Linked DNA regions of Mus musculus: region 2 is linked to region 1. The links are chromatin loops, found by intact Hi-C in ENCODE. Cell type or tissue: left cerebral cortex. All regions are shown on one strand. Links, peaks and the distances in the headings refer to the core of each region. The heading gives the core; the rest is flanking DNA.

Region 1 (4,405 bases), core at 160-4,159:
CTCAATAAAAGCAACTTCCCCAGAGCAGGTCGGAGTACTAAGGTATATGTGGGAGCAAGCTGTGCTTCAGGAACACCCTCTACTTGATGGACATTGCTTAATCAGTGTAAGACACAAAGGCTGGCTCATTTGGCTATTCATGTAGCCTATAGAAATCTCACTGTTTTCTGTTGTTTTAGGAAACGGCTTTTTAATAAGAGAGGTGCCTGATGTTTGGTACCTAACACTGGCAGCCATGACTCTGACAGCAGCAGAGAGGGCAGTGTGTAAAAGTATATCGTTGAAATTCTGGCCATCTCGACTGCACAGGGTTCAGTGACCTTCCACCTCTCCAGTTGATAAGCGTTCCCGGGAAGAAATGGCTTTATTAAGCATGCTGTTGACAGCCTGCCCTTTATGATCTGAGCAGATGGCTGTCACTGGTCTTTGCTTCTTTCCTCCTCCAAGCCCAACTCTCTTTATGCCTAGAGAAATCAAAGGGAATAATATATAGCTCCTGGTAACAGATAAACACAAACTCCATCTTTTTTCGATTTTAATTGGACCCTCAAGCAGGGAAACCAGGAAGAGGGTGGCAGCTACAGCGCTCAGCCTCAGAAGCCTGCGCTTTGTCTTGTGCATATGGAAACAAAGAGCCTTTTATTCTGTACTCAGCGTGGGTATTTTTCACACTGAAAGGGGATCAAGGCAGTTGATATATAGACTTCATCCTTGTCTGATGCTCTTTTGTCACATTTTCATCATTTTCTTTCTACATTAATTCCTGCCTGGGTGTTTCTGCCTTAGAAATATTAGTCAGTGATTTGTACTAATGCCCTCTCTTAACTGACAATAAGCCAAACCCAGTGGTTAAGTAGAGGGATTGAGAATTGAACCTAATTAGTTTTCTCTGTTTGTTCTGGAAAATACTGCTGGTTACTAGGACTTGTCACAACTCTGATGCCTCAGCTAATATATGAAGAAAATAGTTGTACCCTTTTCTGAGTGAGGACTCTGGGCCCATGAAGTGAAATCACATTGCCATGATTAGTCAGTCCCAGTTAGTAAGTTCAAGTGTTTGTTAAGAGTTTTGCAAAAATATTTTAATTTATTATAACTGGAACACAAAATCTCCCAATTTTAGGCAGTTGTGACCCTTCAGTGTTTTTTTAAAGTACCAGTCTGGGGGAAGGGAATTTTGCCATTTATAAATTACTGATTTCACTGGGGTTGATGGTCATTCAAAGTCTAAAAGATTGAGATGATAGCTTATGCGTAATTAAAGAGTCCAAAGAAATCTTAGAAAATATGTAAACTCAACAGGAACCTGTTCTCTGAGAGGCCTTTCAAGCGGCTGAAAGAGCCAGATGCAGATACTTACACCCAACCAATGGACAGAAGCTGGGGTCCCTTGTGGTTGAACTAGGAAAAGGCTGGAAGAAGCTGAGGAGGAGGGTGATCCTATAGGAACACCAGCAGTCTCAATTAACCTGGACCCCCGAGACCTCTCAGATAGTGAGCCATCAACCAGGCAGCATACACTAGCCCCATACAGCAGAGGACTGCCTGGTCTGGCCTCAGTGACAGAAGACACACCTAAACCTTGAGAGAGACTTGAGGCCCCAGAGGGGGGGGTCTGGTGGGGTAGGGAGTGGGTACATCTTGGAGACAGGAGAGAAGGAATGGGATGAGGAACTGTCTGAAGGTAGATCGGGAGGGGGATAATGACTGGACTGTAAAAAATAATTAAATAATAATAATAATAATAATATGTAAACTCTTGACATGAAGAAAAATTCTTTCTGTTTTCCTTTATGCTTTATTTCCCTTGATGGATTTGGCCCAGTCCAAATACTCATAGGAGAGAGAACAAGCTATATTCATTTCTGAGTTGTCTGGCAACTCATGACTTAGAACTGAAATTTCATTCTAAGAATGGCAGACTCCCTGGGGCCTGAATGTCCACGGTGCTAGAGAGTTGTTTTTGGTGTTGGCTTGGATGCCTAGTGTCTCTCCCTCATTTAGTTCAAAGGCCATGGAGGCTTGGTACATTCCACTATCTACAAGGTCCTGAATGAGGGCAGTTGAGTCAGCAACTGGAGAGGAGGAGGGAAGTAGGCACTTTCACTGTGTTGCAAAGCAAGGGTCACTGTGGTTGTCTCCCTGTTTGCCCTGAGTTGGACCTTTGTGACTGAAGAGCAGAGTTGCTTTTCCACAGATATATGTATACTTGTGATGGACTGCGTGTCATATCTACTGTGAAGATTAGCTAGATAAAAGAGAGAAAACATAAAAAGGTGGTACACTCAAGTAGTTGTGTAAACTAGGGCCATGAAAGCTGTAATTTGAAAACTACGTGGGTGGTAGTGTTGCTGAAGAGAGGAAGGAAGAGATAATTATGGGAAAAATACCTCAGACACATACATCAAGAGATACTAATTACATAACGTGGTTAATTTAGGAAATGTAGCTGACTTAGAGTCACATTGTTCATGACTTCAGATCTTGAAGCAGTATCAAAATGACCGTGGGACATGCTGGCATAGTTTAGGAGGAATGAGAAGAATACTGCTAAAAATCTAACACGTTAAAGTTGTAGTAGTTTGCCATGTATTTTGCCTTTTTTTGTTCTCAATGTTAATGAAATAGCTTTTACTACAGGTATTGCTGTGCCTGTCAGATGAGAGAACTGAGTCCAGGAGTGATCTCTTTATCCAAGTGTGAAAACTGAAGGTCTTTCAGATGCCTGAATTCTTTCATTTGCAAAGATATTCTTGCCGAAAATTGTGACTAAGTGAATACAAACAAAAGCACTTCCTTGGATAGGCCAATGCGAATGCAGGGTTTTATCCTCAAGAAGGATGCTGAAAGAGACTGAACCCCTGGGAAGATCCTAAAATGGAAGCCTCTTTAAGAGTTGTTCTACAATTCTTCTTATTACTGTTAGCTTCATATTACTGTTAGCCAACTTGAGAACTTCAAAAGGCATCCACTAAGTAATAACTCAATAAGGAATGAGGATATTATTCTTTAACTAATATTGAAGGTAGCACCTTTTGTGGCTAGATTAAATGAAAATTATATCAGTTTTGTAGACACATAAAAATTTGTCCAAATACAATTTGGAAGAAAGCTGCTCTAGGGAGAAGGCAAAACTATCCCTCTTTCTTTTGAATATTCATCCTGTTTCCATTTTGTGTGTGTAATTATTCTCTGTTTCTTCTGACAAAGGCTAGAATTACAAAGAGGAATTGTCCCACCCTCAATCTTTGTATCTATATGTCTTTTCCCAGACTAAAACCAACTTGATTCCTTCTCCTCAAAAATGAATTAGCTTGTTTCAGCACAATGACTTCAACACTTTTTTTTTCTTTAGCATCTCAAATATTTATACCAATTTGTCAGCAGTAAGTATCAGTGACAGGTGGAGCTCCAGTATTATTTATGCTGAGATAACCAATCTTTACCTCTTTGGCTGCTTTCTTGAAAGATGATGCTTGGGAAAATAAAATACAGCATTTATCATTGTTCAGTTGGCTGTGGGATGTGGGATTTGCTCTCTGCTTTGAGCTCATTGGTTCAAACAGCAGAGCCTTGCAGAACCCCTCTTTTATTTTTATTTTATTTATTTATTTTTAATTTTTAATTAATTAATTAATTTTAAACTGCAGATTTTATTCCCCTCCCAGTAGACCCTCCAACTGTTCCACATCCCATACCTCCTCCCTGCCCCCTGTCTCCATGAGGATGCCCTCAACCTCTACCCTCACCCCACCTGACAGCTAAACTCCCTGGAGCCTTCAGTCTCTTGAGGGTTAGGTGCATCATCTCTGATTAACCCAGACCTGGCAGTCTTCTGCTGTACATGTGTTGGAGGCCTCATATCAGCTGGTGTATGCTGCCTGGTTGGTGGTCCAGTGTCTGAGAGATCTCAGTGGTCCAGGTTAATTGAGACTGTTGGTTCTCCTACCAGGTTACCCTCCTCTTCAGCTTCTTTCCCCTAATTTAACCACAGGGGTTAGAAGCTTCTATCCATTGGATGGGTGCAAATATCTGCATCTGACTCTTTCAGCTGCTTGTTCCATCTTTCGGATGGCAGTCATGGTAGATCCTTTTTTGTGAGTGCTCCAAAGCCTCCGTGATAGTGTCAGGTCTTGGGGCCTCCCATTAAGCTGGATCCCACATTGGGCACAATGGAATACTACTCAGGTATTAAGAATGGGGACATCCTGAGTTTTGCAGGCAATAGATAAAATAGAAAATATTATTCTGAGTGAAGTAACTCAGACACAAAAGGACATGCATAGTATATACTCACTAATAAGTGGATATTAGCCAAAAAAAGTGTCAAATACCCAAGTTATAGCCCACATAACTCAAAAAGGTCAATACGCTGAAGGGCCCAAGTGAGGATACGTCAGTCTCA
Region 2 (4,405 bases), core at 98-4,097, 220 kb before region 1:
TGAAGTGACAGAGGCTAAAGCTTCAGTTTCAGAATTCACTTCTCCTGGCTCCTTGGCAACCTCACCTTTATCTAAGCTTCCTTACTCGCATCACCTTGGGCCCTTGGCTCCTGATTCTGTGCTTTCAAGCTTCATCTGCCTCACTCAGGGTTGCTATTGAGGTTTTGCTTCAACTGGGTCTTGCTATGGTTGGGATATTGGTATTTTTGGAGAAGATCATGGGTTAAAGGCTTTGGTCTATAAGGGATACTGTAGAGGTTAGAGAACCTGCAGTCAGCAGGGTTTTTATAAGGACATTAGGTCATGGTGACCGTGTCTTTAAGGTAAGGATGTGGGACCCTGGTCTTTCTTCTCTTATTTTGCTTCATTGTATGTGCGGTAAAATAGCTGTGCTCCTGAAGCTCCCAGCCTGCTGTGCTACCTGCACCTTGACCTTGGAGTGTAACCTCTAGAACCCTGAGCTACAATAAAGCTTTTCTCTTTGTAAGTTGTTTTAAGTGTTTCATTATAGAAATGGGAAACTAGTAGATACAGGTTCTTTCCTCCAGTTCATTGCCTTTTGGTTTCTCTTCTTTGTATTTGATTTAACAATATGTATTGTAGTGGGCAAAAGACCCTCTTTTAGATAGCACAAGAATTTGAGGAAATATTTGCCAGATATATATCTGGCAGAGAACTAATATCTAAAATATACCAATGATTCAAAAAAAATACAGCAAAAATAAAACAAAACTCAACCAACCATTTGAGTCAATTAAGTGGACAGTTCACAAATGAAGAAATATAAATGGACAATACATATAAAAAATTTCAACCTCATTAAACCATCAGAGATAGAAAACTGTCTTGAGATACCACACAACAAGTGCTCACTCAGATAGCACAAAGGAGACTTTTATATCCTGCTGGTGGGAATAAAAATGAGTTCTACCATTGTGGAAATTGGTATGGAAGTTTATAGAAAAATCTAGAAAAAGGGACCATCGTAGTATCTCAGTAGCAACGATGCCTGACACCATGCTTGATAACCTGAATTTTATTACTGGCATCCATATAAGTAAAAGGAAGGAGAGAAGAAGTTCCCATAAGTTGTCCTCTGACCTACACACATGCCATGGCAAACACACACACACACACACACACACACACACACACACACACACACACACTAACACACACACAGAGACATGGTCATACATGCGCACATAAAAATAAATCAAAAATGTAAAATAAAAAAGCCCTAGAAATAGATCTACCATAAGACACAGCTATACCACTACTGAGTATTTACTTGGTACAGTCCAAGTCAGAATATCACAGAAATACTTGAATATCAATGCTTATTGCAATACTATCCACAAGAGCTAATTATGAAACCAACCTATGTATATATGTTTGTGTACATATAATCCTAGTTACAGTTCTTGTTGTTGTGAAGAGACACCATGACCAAGGCAACTTTTTTTTTAAATGTTTTTTTTTTATTACGTATTTTCCTCAATTACATTTCAAGGCAACTTTTACAAAGGACAACATTTAATTGGGCTGGCTTACAGTTTAAGAGACTTAGTCCATTGCCATGGCAGGAAGCATGGCAGTGTCTAGGCAGACATGGTGCTGGAGAAGGAGCTGAGAATTCTACATCTTGATCTAAAGGCAGCCAGAAGGAGTCTCTTGCATACTGGGCAGAACTTGAGCACTAGGAGATCTCAAAGCCCACCTACACAGTGATATACTTCCTCCAACAAAGCCCACCCATTCCAAGCTATAAAAAGATGAAGTTATGTCATTTGTAAGAAAATTGTTACAACTGGGGATAACCGTATTAAACATTTTAAGCCAGACTAGAAAGACAATTATCATATGTTTTTTTTCTCATCCATGATGTCTAGATTTTTATGTGCTAACATAAAATCATGTATGTGTATATTAAATTAAAATTGAAATGAAATTGTCTAGGAGGACAGAGGCAATTAACAAGTGAGGGGGATGTATCTAAGAAGGGAGTATATGTTCAATATAAAATATATACTTGTAAGAATAAATGAGAGGGAAAAAAATCAATGATTTCCATGCTTCAAGATAAACCCTCATCTCTAAAGAAGAAAAATTACATACGGAGTGAGTGATTAAACTAAGATTAAATTAATAACAAAGAATGTCTGGATTTGTGCTTTGATGTATGTGACATTCTGCTCTGGTCTGTGTCACTTGCTATTGTTAACATTTGTCATGTCAATCAATCAGAGATAATTGTGCAATGGCCAACACCATCCTTTTTCTCCAGCAAATTTAATTCTGTAACTATTAATAACCTTTGTCTCTCTTTTACTTTTTTATCCTGCCTTCCTGTGCTGTTTCTTTCCCAATATTTTGATGATTGATGCTGACATGCTGCCTTGATAGTAGAAGATGCTAAGAAATTAAACAGTATCACTGGTATCAGTTTGAAGAAATAGGGAATTATGTCCACAGCTGTGCCCATTATGTAGACTACACTATGAACTATAAAAATTATTTTCTGGGGGAGAAATAAAAAGAAAGCTTTCTTAGGGCCTCAATCTGAACATTAACCATTGATTATTTAAGAAACAGTTTTATTGATGAGGATAGTAAAATGATCAAATATTTCATGACAAGTCATGGTATTATATTTGGCCAGGATTTCAACGGTTCACATTTGGAATTTTAAATTAACACCTGAAATTATGCTTGTAGAAGCCTCATTTCTGCAGAGTCAGAGAGGTTGGATGTAAAGGCCAATTGCTGAATGAGGGCTTTCCTCTTAGTGATACATTTCTCTCTGTCCTGTGATCTGCTCTCATTTAATGGATACAGTGTAAGAAGGAAACCCATCTTCATGGCAGCATGCTACTGAATGCAAGACAGAAAAATGCCAGCAAAAGATACCTTAAATTTCATGATGATATCTGATGACTGGGTAAAACTGTCTATCAGAATATTACTTTTTTTCTTTTATTTCCCTCCTCCTCCTCTTTTTCTTCTTCCTCCTCCTCCTCGTCCCCCTCCTTCCCCCCTATTCTTCTTCTACAGAATTGTGAATATGTTAAACTTCAAATTCAAATAAGAGGGGAGAGTTCTTATTTCTATTAGGATAAGTGACTTTAGAAAAATTTCTTATCTATCTAGTATGTATGTATGTATGTATGTATGTATGTATGTATGTATGTATTATGTATGTATCTCTATCTACCGTGTGTGTGTGTGTGTGTGTGTGTGTGTGTGTTACTGTGCACAATGTTTCTTTCACTTTATCTGGCATGTATGGGGAAGTTGGAAACCAAATCTCTTCCTAACATGCCCATGTGTGGGACCTGGGGATCAAACACAGGTTTTATGGCAAGGTTTGGTGGCAAGTACCTTTACTTGCTGAGCCATATGACTGGCACAACTTTTAAAAATAAAACATGTGTGATCTTAGAAAATTTACTTACAAGCTGGAGAGATGGCTCAGTGTCTAAGAGCACTGACTGTTCTTCCAGAGGCCCTGAGTTCAATTCCCAGCAACCACAGCGTGGCTCATAACCATTTGTAATGAGATCTGATGCTCTCTTCTGGTGTGTGTGAAGACAGCTACAGTGTACTGTACATACATACATACACATACATACAATAAATAAATCTTTAAAAAAAAAAGAAAAGAAAATTTACTTATCTTCATAAACCCCACCCTTCTGGTCTTCAGAGAAAAAGTAGCTAGAGACTAAATAATGTATATAGTCTGTAATCACAACTGTTATTGCTAATGAGTTTGGCCCAATTTATTTTGGGAAGGTAGGTAGCAGAAGCCAAACAAAATATCTATGTGTAAATTTTAAAAATTAATTTTAATTGCAATAAAATCACATTGTTAGCCACCACCAATTCCTCCTATGTCCCCTCCCTCCAACCTTTCCCCTGTTCATCCTCTGTCTCCCTCCCAAAATGATGATCTCTTTTTCTTTGATTATTACTGAGCTATTGAGATCTGAGCTAGGAAGATGGATGAATGGTAAAGTGCTTAGTAGCTATGTATGGGGTTCTTAATTGTCAACTTGATATAATCCAGTCTCACCTGGAAGAAAGATATCTGAGGATGTCTTTGAGGAAATAAGATTTCCATAACTGAATTGGGAAGATTCATCCACTGTAGGTGGCACCATTTTTTATGAAGAGGATTCTGAGCTGTGTAAGAGTGGACAGAGTGAGCACAGGCATGGATACATGGATCTATTCATTTCTGCTTCTAGACCATGGATGCATTAAGACCAGTTTTGTTGGGCTCTCCCTAGCAAGATTTCTCCATGATGGACCATAACCTGGAACTATGAGTTAATTTAAGCCCTTTCTCTCTTACATTGCTTTTGTCAGGATATTTTACGACAGCAAAAGAAACAAAACCAAG

What was found. Hi-C counts contacts between places; a loop is a spot of excess contacts. Peaks named below come from ENCODE experiments on the same cell type or tissue, not always from the same donor. Only the 100,000 strongest peaks of a DNase experiment are listed, where the experiment ranks them.
Region 2: it touches region 1 in a loop (3-fold over the local background); 2 of 42 quality-filtered maps call a loop at or near these places.

The regions. Positions count from the first base shown.
Region 1 is chr12:92,292,619-92,297,023 of GRCm38, forward strand. No RefSeq gene overlaps it. Among named protein-coding and RNA genes, the nearest start is that of Gm40548, 290 kb to the left of the region's middle. In left cerebral cortex, for the core only: no CTCF peak of the experiment used is centred there; a DNase peak (open chromatin) is centred at 2,464; H3K27ac peaks cover 328 bases.
Region 2 is chr12:92,067,763-92,072,167 of GRCm38, forward strand. No RefSeq gene overlaps it. Among named protein-coding and RNA genes, the nearest start is that of Gm40548, 68 kb to the left of the region's middle. In left cerebral cortex, for the core only: no CTCF peak of the experiment used is centred there; a DNase peak (open chromatin) is centred at 1,692.